Linked DNA regions of Homo sapiens: region 1 is linked to region 2. Evidence: chromatin contacts called from ENCODE Hi-C or POLR2A ChIA-PET data. All regions are on one chromosome and are shown on one strand. The core of a region is the stretch at or near the end of the contact, and the rest is flanking DNA. Distances in the headings are between cores, read along the strand shown.

The links. Hi-C counts contacts between places; a loop is a spot of excess contacts on that map. ChIA-PET counts read pairs that join two places held with the same protein, here RNA polymerase II (POLR2A). Pooled maps may share reads with other maps.
Region 1: a loop to region 2 is called in a map of mammary epithelial cell, with 2.3 times the contacts of the local background. The contact joins two enhancer-like sites. A Hi-C loop is called at or near these places in 3 of 168 maps with a recorded cell type or tissue (CD4-positive, alpha-beta T cell, PC-9 and mammary epithelial cell), 1 of 37 single-sample maps with no recorded cell type and 3 of 50 pooled maps. POLR2A ChIA-PET finds 5 or more read pairs at or near these places in 2 of 52 experiments (MCF 10A and OCI-LY7).

What each region holds. Positions count from the first base shown.
Region 1 is chr1:221,945,710-221,952,747 of GRCh38, forward strand. The region is part of intron 1 of LINC02257 (long intergenic non-protein coding RNA 2257); the gene reads right to left. Among named protein-coding and RNA genes, the nearest start is that of LINC02474, 17 kb to the right of the region's middle. Within about 2 kb of position 2,187, at least 2 of the 41 ENCODE cell types and tissues checked have a DNase peak (open chromatin) inside an H3K27ac peak, as active enhancers do; they include PC-9 and mammary epithelial cell, where a contact is called at or near this core.
Region 2 is chr1:221,888,660-221,895,801 of GRCh38, forward strand. The region is part of intron 2 of LOC124904517 (a long non-coding RNA gene); the gene reads left to right. Among named protein-coding and RNA genes, the nearest start is that of LINC01655, 52 kb to the left of the region's middle. Within about 2 kb of position 2,397, at least 2 of the 41 ENCODE cell types and tissues checked have a DNase peak (open chromatin) inside an H3K27ac peak, as active enhancers do; they include PC-9 and mammary epithelial cell, where a contact is called at or near this core.

The DNA of each region.
Region 1 (7,038 bases), core at 937-3,436, 57 kb after region 2:
CTGTCTGAGAGTCAGAGACAAGAGTCAAATACCTTAGAAATCTACCTGGTGCTCTATTTTATTATGGCTGAGCCAGCACTCATACTAAAAGATGCAGTCCTTCCCACTCTTCCTGCTTCTTTCCGAAGGCAGAGGAGCTGCACCCTGTAACCAGTGCCACCCCAGGCCACAAGGAGTACTACCAGACTACCAGCCAATGGTCCTGTAAGGCCCAAGGGCTCTTCAGCCAGCTTGTGGTGAATGCTGCCTGGCATGGGACTCATTCTTCAGGGAAGTTGTCTCCCTTCTATCCCAGAGCAGGTCCAGAAATGCCATCCAAGAGTCCAGTTCTGGAATCAGGGACCCTAAGATCTTGCTTGGTTTTCTGCCCCCATTGCCATCATGGTACCTAAGGTGTAAGACAAAGTCCCCTTTATATTTTCCTTTGCTTTTCTCAAGCAGAAGGGGTTTTTCCCTGTAGCCACCAAAGCTGGGAATGTGCTGAGTCTCACCTGAAGCCAGCAAGTCTCAGAGGCTCACTTAAGGCTTTTGGTGTAGTACCTGGGTATTGCTGCTGGTTATTCAGGGCTCAAGGGCTCTTCAGTTAGCAGGTGATGAATGCTGCTGCCAGGACTAGATACTTTCCTTCAAGGCAGCAGGTCCCCTTCTGGCTAGGTTGTGTCTAGAAATGTCATCTGGCAGCAAGGCCCTAAAACAGGGGCCTCATGACTCTATCTGGTGCCCTACCCTGCTGTGGTTGAACTGGTTTCCAAGATGTAAGGCAAAGTCCTCCCCATCTCTTTCCTCTTCTCTCCTCAGGTGAAAGGAAGGGATCTCTTTTGAAGCCTTGAGCTGTGCAGCCTTGGGGAGGGGAGGGATGAGGCCAGCAGTCCCTAGATTGCCCCAACTGGTGTCTCAGTATGTCATGTTCACCCCTTGTCCATTGTCTCTGGGCCTAGTTTAGCACTAGGGCTTGCCTAAGAGTTACTTTCCTTATGGCCTAGGTTGCCTTTCAAGTTTACTTGGAGACCCAGTGCTGTAGCCCTCTGTGGTGAGGTTTGCAGACACTCAAGTTCTCACCACTGGGATCCATGATTCCAGTTTGGCTAGAGCTGGCTTAAATGTTCCCTCCATGGGGAGGTGACAGCTAGGTTTGGCCCAGTTTTACTTTCTGCTCTAACAAGACAGAAACTGAGTTCAACGCCTCACAATTGTTGTATCCTACCTCTCCCAGTACCCTGAGAGGCTCTCCGCACCACACTGCTGCTGCAGGTGGAAGGGAGTGACGTCAGCAATTACCGACTGTTTTTTCTATCTCTTCGTTGCCTCTTTCAGTGATACTGCTCACTTGACTTTTGATTCTAATGAAGGTGTTTTTTCTGTGTAGATAGTTGTTTACTTGTCCTTGTGGAAGGACAATCAGTTGAGCCTTCTACTTTGCCATCTTGTTCGGCCTTGGGAATCCATCTTAATTTAAGTCAACTTAATCACACAAGATTTTTTTATAAGATTCATTCTTCACAAACCTTCTACAATTTGCTTAGACTTTCAGTTTTGTCCTCTATTTCTTTTTCTTATCCTATTGGGACAACAAATCATTCTACCTTAGGACAAAAACTTGCTTCTCTTTTTTTCTTATTATTTTGACCACACAAACTTCTCTCATACAAAAAAATTACCCTCTTTCACTTTTCATTTTTTTCCTAAAATATACCCTCATACATAACTTTTTGCATCTCTTTCTTCTACTTACTGGTTTATTTGTGCCTTTTTATTTCCTTCTTATATTTATATTTTGAAATAACCTTTAAATAACCTCAAAATTAAGCAAAATTACTTTTTCCAACAAAAAATATATCTTTAAGTTTTTTTTAAATTTTTTATCACCAAAACATATCTTACTTTTTTGTGTACTTTGCATACAGAATTACATATATTAATTAAAATTTGTAACTCTTAGTAGCCTTTTTAGTGAAAATCTAAAAAGATTTTGAACTGTCATCTACAAGATTTTGCAAAATACATTTTGTAGGTTTTAGTAATATATGCTTCCTCATAGAAAAATTAATTAATGTAAAACAGCAATATTTACTGTCAGGCCTCTAAGCCGGAGCTAAGCCATTGTAACCCCTGTGACCTGCAAGTATACATCCAGATGGCCTGCAGGAGACAACAAGTCTGGAGCAGCCGAAAAACCACAAAAGAATTGAAACAGCCAGTTTCTGCCTTAACTGATTAACCAAACCTACAACATTCCACCATTATGACTTGTTCCTGCCCTACCCTAACTGATCAATCGAGGTTATGACATTCTTCTCCTGGACAATGGGTCTCATGATCTCCCCACCGTGCACCTTATGACCCCCTCCCCTGCTAGACAACAGACACCTTCAACTGTAACTTTCCACTGCCTACCCAAGTCCTGTAAAGCTGTCCCTCTCCTATCTTCCCTTCGCTGACTCTCTTTTTGGACTCAGCCCACTTGCGCCCAAGTGAATAAACAGCCTTGTTGCTCACAAAAAAGCCTGTTTAGGTGGTCTTCTATATGGACATGCATGACACTTGGTGCCAAAACCCAGGACAGGGGGACTCCTTCTGGAGACCTGTCCCATGTCCTTGCCCTCTCTCCATGAGGAGATCCACCTATGACCTCGGGTCCTCAGACCAGCCCAAGGAGCATCTCACCAATTTCAAATCAGGTAACTGGTCCTTTATACTCTCTTCTCCAGCCTCTCTTGCTACCCTTCAATTTCTCTCTCCTTTCAATTTCAGCTCCTTTTCCTCTCTAGTAGAGACAAGGGAGACACATTTTTTCTGTGGATTCAAAAACTCCAATGTCAGTCACGGACCCGGGAAGACAGTCTTCCCTTGGTGTCTGATCATTGCAGGGACAACTGCTTTGATCACTGACCCACATTCCATTGGTGTCTGATCACTGTGGGGACGCCTGCCTTGATCATTCACCCACACTCCCCTGGTGGCAAGCCGATTGCAGGGACAGCTGCTTTGGTTGCTCACCCACATTGCAGCCTAGGACTCAGTCAGGGACGCCTACTGAAAGCCTGGTAGCTGCCCACCTCCCCTTCTCTGTCTTTACCTTTCTCTTCAAATTTACCTCCTTCACTATGGGCAACCTTCCACCCACCATTCCTCCCTCTTCCCCCTTAGCCTGTGTTCTTAAAAATTCAAAACCTCTTCAACTAACACCTGACCTAAAACCCAAACATCTTTTTTTCTTCTGCAATACTGCTTGGCCCCAGTACAAACTCAACAGTGGTTTCAAATGGCCAGAAAATGGCACTTTTGATTTCTCCATCCTGTAAGACCTAGATAATTTTTGTTGAAAATTGGGTAAATGGTCTGAGATGTCTTACGTCCAAGCGTTTTTTACACTTTGTTCCCTCCTTAGCCTCTGACCCCAATGCGACTCACCCTAAATCTTTCTTCTTTCTCTCCTGTCCATTTCTTCAGTCTCTACCCCAACCTCAGAGTCCTCTGAATCCTTCTTTTCTTCAGACCCCTCTGACCTTTCTCCCCCTCCCAAGGCCACTCCTCAACATGCTGAATCAAGTTCCAATTCTTCCTCAACCTCTGCTCCCCCACCTTATAATTCTTCTATCATCTCCCCTCCTCACACTCGGTTCAGCTTACAGTTTCATTCCATGACTAGCTCTCGCCCACCTGCCCAACAATTTCCTCTTAGAGAGGTGGCTGGAGCTGAGGGCATAGTAAGGGTTCATGTACCTTTTTCTCTATCAGACCTTTCCCAAATCAGTCAGCATTTGGGCTCTTTCTCATCAGACCCCACTAAATACATATATGAATTCCAATATTTAACTCAGTCCTACAGTTTAATCTGGAGTGACTTAAACATCATTCTGACCTCTACCCTCTTCCCAGATGAGTGAGAAAGAGTTTATAACCTAGCCCAATCTCATGCTGACAACTGCTGGAGTCATGAGCCAGGCCTCCAAGAAGGCACCAGGGCAGTTCCCTGAGAGGATCCCTAATGGGAATACCAAACAGGCTCCAGAGGTACAGCTAGGTGAGATTGTATGGTCTCTCGCCTAGTTGAAGGGCTCAAAAAGGCAGCATAAAAAGCTGTTAATTATGACAAGCTTAAAGAAGCCACCCAAGGTAAGGATGAAAACCCAGCCCAGTTCATGGCCCACTTGGCAGCTACCCTTAGACGTTTTACAGCTCTGGACCCAGAAGGCCCAGAAGGCTGTCTCATTCTTAATATGCATTTTATTACCCAGTCTGCTCCCGACATTAGGAAAAAACTCCAAAAACTAGATTCCAGCCCTCAAACCCCATAAAAAGACTTAATTAACCATGCCTTAAAGGTGTTCAACAATAGAGAAGAGTCAGCAAAGCAGCAATGTATTTCAGAGCTGCAACTGCTTGCCTCCACTGTAAGACAAACCCCGGCCATGCCTTCAGCACACAAAAACTTCAGAACAACCAAACCACAGCCTCCAGGCACTTCTTTAAAATCTCCTCATGGACCTTGCTTCAAATGCCAAAAACTCAGCCACAGGGCCTCGGAATGCCCGCAGCCTAGGATTCCTCCTAAGCCTTGTCCTGTCTGTGTGGGACCCCACTAGAAGTCAGACTGTCCAACTAGGATTACAGCCTCTCCTAGACATGCTGGAACAAAAACCTCAGGTTCTCTGGCTGACTCCTTCCCAGATCTCCTCAGCTTAGTGGCTGAAGACTGACACTGCCTGACCACCTCGGAAGCCCCCTGGACTATCACGGACACTGAGCTTCAGGTAGCTCTTACAGTGGAGGGTAACCCTTTTTAATCGATATGGGGGCTACCCACTTCAAATTACCTTCTTTTAAAGGGCCTGTTTCCCTTGCCCCCATAACTGTTTTGGTTATTGACAGCCAGTCTTCTAAACCTCTTAAAGCTCCCCCACTCTGGTGTCAACTTGGACAATATTCTTTTATACACTCTTTTTAAATTATCCCCACCTGCCTACTTCTCTTATTAGGCTGAGACATTTTAACCAAATTATCTGCTTCCCTGACTATTCCTGGGCTACAGCCACACTTCATTGCTGCCTTTTTGCTCAATTTAAGGCCTCTTTTGCATCCTCCCCTTGTGTCTCCCCACCTTAATCCACAAGTATGGGATACCTCTACTCCTTCTTTGGCAACTGACTATGCACCCCTTACCATTCCATTAAAACCTAATCACCTTTACCCTGCTCATTGCCAGTGTCCCATCCCACAGCAGGCTCTAAGAGGACTGAAGCCTATTATCACTCACCTGTTACAACATGGCCTTTTAAAGCCTACAAATTCTCCTTACAACTCCTCTATCCTACCTGTCCAAAAACCAGACAAGTCTTACAGGTTGTTTCAGGATCTTCACCTTATTAATCAAATCGTCATTCCCATCCATCCTATAGTGCTAAACCTTTACACTCTCCTGTCTTCAATACCTGCTTCCACAACTCATTATTCAGTTATTGACCTCTAAGACACCTTCTTTACTATTCCTTTACATCCCTCCTCCCAACCTTTTTTCATCTTTACTTGGACTGACCCTGACACCCACCAGTCCCAGCAACTCACCTGGACTGTCCTACCCCAAGGTTTTAGGGACAGCCCATATCACTTTGGTCAGGCTCTCTCTCATGACTTACTATCTTTTTGCCCATCTACCTCCCACCTTATTCAATATGTTGATGACCTTCTTCTTTGCAGCCCCTCTTACCAATCCTCCCAGCAGGACACTATCCTACTTCTTCAGCATCTCTACTTGAAGGGGTACTGAGTATCCATCTCTAAGGCTCAAATTTCTTCCCCTAGTGTTACATATCTTGGCATAGTCCTCCATCAACATACATGTGCTCTTCCTGCAGACCACGTTCAGTTAATCTCCCAGACCCCAATCCCTACCACCAAGCAACAATTCCTTTCCTTCTTAGGCATTGTTGGATACTTCCAACTCTGGATACCAGGCTTTGCCATCCTAACCAAACCACTTTACAAGCTCACTAAAGGCAATTTAGCTGATCCCAAAGACCCTAAGTCCTTTCCTCATTCTTTCATTCATTCTCTCAAAAAGGCCTTAGAAACAGCTCCCCCAGCTCATCCCAACCTTTTTCCTTACACACAGCTGAAATACAAGGTTGTGCTGCTGGAGGTCTCACACAGGAGCCAGGCCCAAAACCTATAGCCTTTCTATCCAAACAACTTGACCTCACAGTTCTAGACTGGCCCTCATATCTACAAGTGGTGGTAGCTGCCACTTTAATACTTCTAGAGGCCTTCAAAATCACAAGCTATGCTCCACTTACCCTCTACAGTTCTCAAAACCTTCAAGTGTTAATATCCTCCATGCACCTTTCACACTTATTTTCTGCCCATCGACTCCTCCAGCTCTATTCACTCTTTATTGAAACCCCAATAGTAACTATTGCCCATGGTGTCCTCAAGCCTACACTTATAGAAATAGACAACAGTATGGGTATACGGGGCCAGTTCCACATATTCAGCCACCAGACCAGCATCCAGGACAACATAGAGTATGCCGTTGGTTGTTAGAAGGCTTGGGACATTTCTCCCTTTGCCAGCCGCAGCTTAATCCAGGAGACAAAGATTATTTTACTTATTATCTCTCCTGCATAGGATCTGCAATCAGAGCTATTGAACTTCTCCATTCAGACCGCCACTCGCACCTATGGGAAAAGGGTGATATAACAGATCATTGGCTTGACAACAGGAAATCCTATTCATATGATGGGAAATGGGGACAAAAAGCTTTGGTATGTAAAACATTATTCCTAAGATGGCTGAACAGGAACAGCTCCGGTCTGCAGCTCCCAGCATAATCAACACAGAAGACAGTGATTTCTGCATTTCCAACTGAGCCTCCACTGGTGATACCCAGGCAAACAGTGTCTGGAGTCGACCTCCAGCAAACTCCAACAGACCTGCAGCTGAGGGACCTGACTCTTAGAAGGAAAACTAACAAACAGAAAGGAATAGCATCAACATCAACAAAAAGGACTTCCACACCAAAACTCCTTCTGTAGGTCACCA
Region 2 (7,142 bases), core at 1,147-3,646:
ATCCACAACCGTGCTGTAATGAGGTGAATGTAACCCATGCTGGGAGAGGGTGATTCACCTCACTGGCGAGTTGAAGAGTGAATGTGGAGGTCAAAGAGGGTTTCACCAACAAGGTACCTTCACCTGTGCCTGGAAGGATGGGTAGGATCCAGGTAAGGAGGATGGGAGCCAGCATTTAACGCAGAGGGAACAGTGTGAGAAGGAGGATGGGAGCCAGCATTTAACGCAGAGGGAACAGTGTGAGAAGGAGGATGGGCTTAGGAGCCTGATGAATATGTTGGTATGGCTGGAACCGGTCTAGAAATGTGGCATCTTGGTGATTGCCACACTGAATAGTTTTAACTTTATGTTGCACATAGTGCTTCTCAACCAACGTTTAAAAAATCTGCCTTCACACAGTGTGATCAAATAACTCTTCCCTGTTATGTAATGATTCTCGGGTTGCTGGGGTGTCTCCTAAGAATCACTCTGCCCTGTACTACCCAGAACCATCCCAATAGCCCTATGTGGCTAAATAAACTTTAAATTCATTCAAATGAAAATCAAATTAAACTTTCAGATTTTCAGTCATCCTGGACACATTTCAAGGGTTCAGGAACCACCTGTGGCTCCAGCTCCCCCATATAGAACAGCACAGAGGGAAGTGGAGGAGGTAGGGATGAGGAAGGTGAAGAATGGTGGTTTCCAGAGAGGCAAAGAGATTGTGGCATGTCACACAGCTGACAGTGAAAGAGCAGAGCTTGAAGCCCAAATCTTATTCTTCTTAACCAAGAGTTATTTCCACGGGATTTTTCTATTTTTTCCCAACTTCCTGGAGCTGGTTGGTAGGAAGTCTCATTCATGTCCAGATCCTACCCCATGGGTGCTGGAAGTGAAATAAAGTGCAAAGCATCCAGGACCTAAATTGAGATTATTTAGATTTGAATCCGGTGCTGTCATTTAGGAGGTGCAGGGCTTGGGCAAGCCAAGCACACACACACATGTGCTTGGAACTTTTATTAAGCAGCCTCATGGACATCTTTCCATGTCAAGGCATCAGATTTTTCTCATTTTTCAAGATGTATAGCATTTTATAGTTCTAGTACATAATGAATTATTTGGATATTCCCACTTCATAGATAGTAAGTTTTCTCCCTACCTTTTTAAATTTCAAATACTGCAAATGAACTCATGTTGGGCTTTTGATTTAGTGCAAACATAGTTCAAGGATAAATCCTAGAAGTGTGATTGCTAGGTTAAAAAGTAGGCATTGCCAAAATGTTCTCCAAAAAGGGGGCAGCAATTCTCCTAATAATGCATTATTCTCCTAATAATGCAAAAAACTACCAGTTTCCCATGCCCTTCTCAATACTGGTCTCTCTTTTTTTTTTAATTAACTCACTTAATGGATACTTAAAAATGCTTTGCAATCTTTCAAATACCATGCAAATGTAAGGTATTATGGCCAATAACCTTTTCTAGAAGGCCCCATATCAAAAAGTGGACATCCAAGCCCTTGGGGAGCTTGTACCATCCAGAAGTTTTTACTATATGTCCTGTCATTTTCTGGAAATAATGTTTTTGGCCTTGGATCCTAATTTTTTAGGCCAAAATATCAGTTTTCCAGGATGATGGGGTTGTAAATAATGAATAAGAGAAACCCTCCAGCAAAAGCAGCTATCACCATTCTTAGAGCTTTGCTGGCAAAATAATTGAATTTGATAGCAGATAGGGCCACTTGTGCCACCCAAAATTTTACTGAGCCAGCCTGGCAGGGAATGATTTGCGAGGCCTTTCTCTTACTGTTTCCAAAGACTTTATTTTATCTACTTTCTTTTTCAAGCCTTTTTATTCTTACTATTCATTTGGAAACTGTAAAATTGAGGCTTCAGCATCTACTCACTTTTACTTTTTTTTAAGAAGCACAGGCCTAGTGCAGTGGACTGCAGGGGCCTCCCATGTTGACTTTGAAAACAAAGGAAGTCTGACCCTAAGCTCCTTTTTCCTTCTTATGGAATCCATCCACCCCAACATCACCATCTGGTAAACTCCTAGTCCTCCTTCCAGAACCTAAGGACCATCTTTCAAGTCAGTTCTTTTGTAGAGCCTTACCTACTCTGTCTTCCCACACATTTCATTTTTACCTCTAAGCAATTATGAATTTCCCAATAATTTCCTTGTTTGCATCTTTCCCCATGCCCATCTCCCAGCTATGAATTATTTGGGCTGGACCTGGGTCTCATTTATCTTTATATCTCTAGTTGGTAGTACTTGGTAAGTTTGTTGAATAAATGTTTCTTCATTTTGAATCCTTGCCTGGGTTGGACATAAAACAATAATAACACTCCTAGAATATGTAGCACAAACACCAGCACTCCCCAAATATTCCACAAGCTCCCTCATGCTTCTCAGCCTCCCTTGTATTTATGATGGGGTTATGTGACTAACTCTGGTTCACAGGCAGGTGTGTGAGTAAAGTAATGCTTGGCACTTTCTGTCTGAGGTAGGAAAGAAGGGTGGTGAGTTCCATACATGCCCTCTCTCTTGCCACTATGCCTGGAAACAAAGAACTCTGAAACAGCAAAGGTGCAAGATAGAAACAGCCTAAATGTCTCATCACTGTTGAAGGGTAGCCACCAAGGAGAGCAGCCTGACCTGCATCAGACTGTTCGGAAAGTGAGGAATAGCCTTTGGGATTTGGGAGTTTATTGCCACAGCAAAACTTAGCTTACCCTAACACAGCATATGAATTTCATGATTTGAAAATGTACGTAGAAAAGAAGCTCTTAAAATATGACAGTGTCATTTGATCACGAAACCTTTTCACCTTCATCCCCTAGAACAAGTGAGGGTTGGTACTTTGGATTTTATGACTTCAAAGCAGATTATTTTTTCAAGAGAGCACAGCCATTCCTGTTTCATTGACAGAGATTCCAAGGCATGGAGAAGTGAAAGCACTGGTTTCTGGAATTATGGGTGAAATTAGCAGGAGAACACAGACCCAAATTTCTGACCCCCCTGCTTAGATAGAACTGCTCATCCCCCAACATCAGTGTCCTCTGGGGTTAGTATTCTAGGAATAATATTGACCTACTTAGAAATGGGACAGATTTTACATCTCTAAAGCTAACTCCACTGAAGAATATCTGTTTTGAAGCAACATGGTGGTAAAAAGGTTAACACTAAATTTGAAGTTTATTTCTAGGCAGACATCCTGAGCCCTGGGGGAAAGATTGCAGCTGCCCTGTGGCCCAGATAATGCAATATCAGGGTGAACAAGGACATCTTAGAACATTCTGTTCTCCTCCCCCGAGGCCAATTAAAATCTGTAGGCATCTTTCTGTTGACCAGGCTGACTGACTAATTGAATCAGAATTATGATATTTTCATCAGCTTTCTCTTATCCCTCTCTGCCTTGCCAGCAGACAGAAAGTTTGACAATCATACAACTTCAAGTATATGAGGCCCAGTGAATGGATCTGCTCTCACCTTAAACCACTGAACATTGTACATTAAATAAGATCCCAAAAAGGATGGAACAAGATTGTGGGCAAGGTAGTGTCCCCAGATATTAGTCTCTGTTTATCCACATAAGAAGAAGCTAAATACCAAGACACCACCTTCAGGATGCTTGATGAACAAGAAATCTGTCATTTAGCAGCTGCTATTCCAATAAGTCAGCTCCGTAATTACCTCTGCCTTCCTAATTAACCATCACACTGCCCAACTGAGAAAGCTCCTCATGTTGAAGGACCAAATTCCTGCTGAAGTCTAACAAGGTTCTGTCCATTCTATTAAGCTAGGAGGTATTTTATCCTGCACATCCAAATGGTCTGGTTAGCCTTAGAGACTGCCCCAAACAGTATCAAAGCCTCTGGGAATCAGCTACACATTTCCAGTTGTGTGAGACTTCTCAGCTTGAGTGTGACAACCTCCACATTAGTAACTTCTGTGAAATTATTTCTTTATATCTAAACTGCCTCAGAAGTTAGGCATTTATAGCAGCATTAGTTCCAGCTGTGAGGAAGCTTTGGGTCACAAGATATTAGGAAGGGGTGGGGTGGGGGGAACCTCTGGGACAAAGATTTCAGCCTCAGGACCTGTTTCTGAGTTTTCTAAAAGGAAATCCCCTCAACAAACTAGGCATTGAAGGAGCATACCTCAAAATAATCAGAGCTGTCTATGGCAAACCTACAGCCAACATTATACTGAATGGGAAAAGCTGAAAGTATTTCTCTTGAGAACTGAAGCAAGACACAGATGTCCACTCTCACCACTCCTATTCAACATAGTATTTAGAAGTGCTAGCCAGGCCAATCAGGCAAGAGAAAGAAATAAAAGGCATCCAAATAGGGATGCCTCTTCAGGGAGTCAAACTCTCTCTCTTCACAGCTGATATGATTCTATACCTAGAAAACCCCAAAGACACCACCAAAAGGCTCCTAGAACTGATAAACTTTAGGAAGGTTTCAGGATACACATCAATGTACAAAAATCAGTAGCATTTCTATACACCAATAATGTCCAAGTTGAGAGCCAAGTCAAGGACACAATCCCATTTACAATACCCACAAAAAATTAAAATACCTAGGAATACATCTAACCAAGGAGGTGAAAGATCTCCACAAGGAGAACTACAAAACACTGATGAAAGAAATCATACGTGACATGAACAAATGGAAAAATATTCCATGCTCATGGATTGGAAGAATCAGTATCATTAAATGGCTATACTGTCTAAAGCAATCTACAGATTCAATGCTATTCCTGTCAAACTACCAATGGCATTTTCCACAGAATTAGAAAAAAAAAAAACTATTCTAAAATTCATATGGAACCGAAAAAGAGCCCAAATAGCCAAAGCAATCCTATACAAACACAAAGCCGGAGGCATCACATTATCTGATTTCAACCTATAAGACTATAATAACCCAAACAGCATGGTACTGGTACAAAAACAAACTTATAGGCTGGGTGCGGTGGCTCACACCTTTAATCCCAGCACTTTGGGAGGCCAAGGTGGGCAGATCGCTTGAGGTCAGGAGTTCGAGACCAGCCCCGCCAATGTGATGAAACCCCATCTCCACTAAAAACACAAAAATTAGCCAGGCGTTATGGTGGGCACTTGTAATCCCAGCTACTGGGGAGGCTGAGGCAGGAGAATCGCTTGAACCCAGGGGATGGAGCTTACAGTGAGCCGAGATGGTGCCGCTGCACTCCAGCCTGGGCAACAGAGTGAGACTCCATCTCAAAAAAGCAAAAACAACAAAACAAACAAACAAAAAACACATAGACCAATGGAACAGAATAGAGAACCCAGAAATAAAGTTGCATACCTGCAGCACACCTTTGCCTGATCTTTGATGACATCAGCAAAAATAAGCAATGAGGAAAGGACTCCCCTATTCAATAAATGGTTCTATGACAGCTGGCTAGCCATAGGCAGAAGAATAAAACTCGACCCCTACCTTTCATCATATATAAAAATTAACTCCAGATGGATTAAAGACTTAAATATAAGACCTCAAACTATAAGCATCCTAGAAGAAAACCTAGAAAACACCATTCTGGGCATTAATCTTGGGAAATAATGTATGGCTAAGTCCTCAAAAGCAATTGTAGCAAAAACAAAAATTGACAACTGAGAACTAATTACATTAAGGAGATTCTGCACAGCAAAAGGAAGTAACAGAGTAAACAGACAACCTACGGAATGGGAGAAAGTATTCACAAACTATGCATCCAACAAAGACCTAATATTCAGAATCTATAAAGAACAAAAAAAAAAATTTAAAAGTGGGCAAAAGACATGAACAGACATTTTTCAAAAGAAAACACACAAGTGGCCAAGAAGCATATGAAAACATGTTCAACATCACTTACCAGAGAAATACAAATTAAATCCACAATGAGATTTCATCTCATATCAGTCAGAATGGCTATGATTAAAAAGTCAAAAACAACAGATGCTGGCAGGACTAAGAAGAAAAGAGAATGCTTGTACACTGTTGGTAGAATATAAACTAGTTTAGCTACCGTGGAAAGCAACTTGGAGATTTCTGAAAGAACTTAAAACAGAGCTACCATTCAACCCAGCAATCACATTACTGGCTATATATCCAAGAGAAAAAAAAATCATTCTACCAAAAACACATATGCACTTATGTGTACATTGCAAGCACTATTCACCATAGCAAAGACATGGAATCAATCTAGGTGTCCATCAGTGGTGGACTGCATAAAGAAAATGTGGTACATATACACCATGGAATACTGTGCAGCCATAAAAAGAAGCAAATCATGTCCTTTGCAGCAGCATGGGTACAGGTGGAGGCCATTATCCTAAGCAAATGAATGCAGGAACAGAAAACCAAATACCACATGTTCTCGTTTATAAGCGGGAGCCGAACAATGGAAACTCATGGACATAAAGATGTCAACAACAGACTCTGGGGACTATTAGAGAGAGAAGGGAGGGAATGGAGCAGGGCCTGAATTACTATTGGGTACTATGCTCACTACCTGGGTGATGTGATCAATGGTACCCCAAACCTCTGCATCATGCAATTTACTCATGTAATAAACCTGCACATGTAGACTCTGAATCTAAAATGAAAGTTGAAATTATTTAAAGAAAAATATAAAGTAAAAGGAAAACCAAGGCTGAGGCATGTTTGGGAAAAGCTATTTTAGCTTTGAAGCTACCTCTCACCACATTGGCAGGAAGGGCTATGGACTAGTTGTGTTTCCCCAAAATTCATATGTTGAAATGCTAATCTCAAATATGATGGTATTAGAAGATGGGGGCCTTTGCGAGGTGATTAGGCCATGAGGAAGTAGCCCTCATGATGGGATTAGCACACTTATAAGAAAAGACATGAGTGACTATGGTTAAGAATAATGTATTGCGCTCTCGAAATTTTCTGAGAGAGTAGATCTCAAGTGTTCTACACACACACACACAAAGTATCTAGATAAGGTAATTAATATGTTAGTTAGCTTCACTGTAGTGATTGTTTTACAACAAATTCATTCTTTGTTAAGAAGGTTTCCCCCTTACATTTAGGAATAAGCCAAGAACGTCTGATGTCAACAAAATGCAACTTTGTATTGGAAGTCCTGGCCAGTTTAATATGGCAAGAAAAATAAATAAAAACATAAAG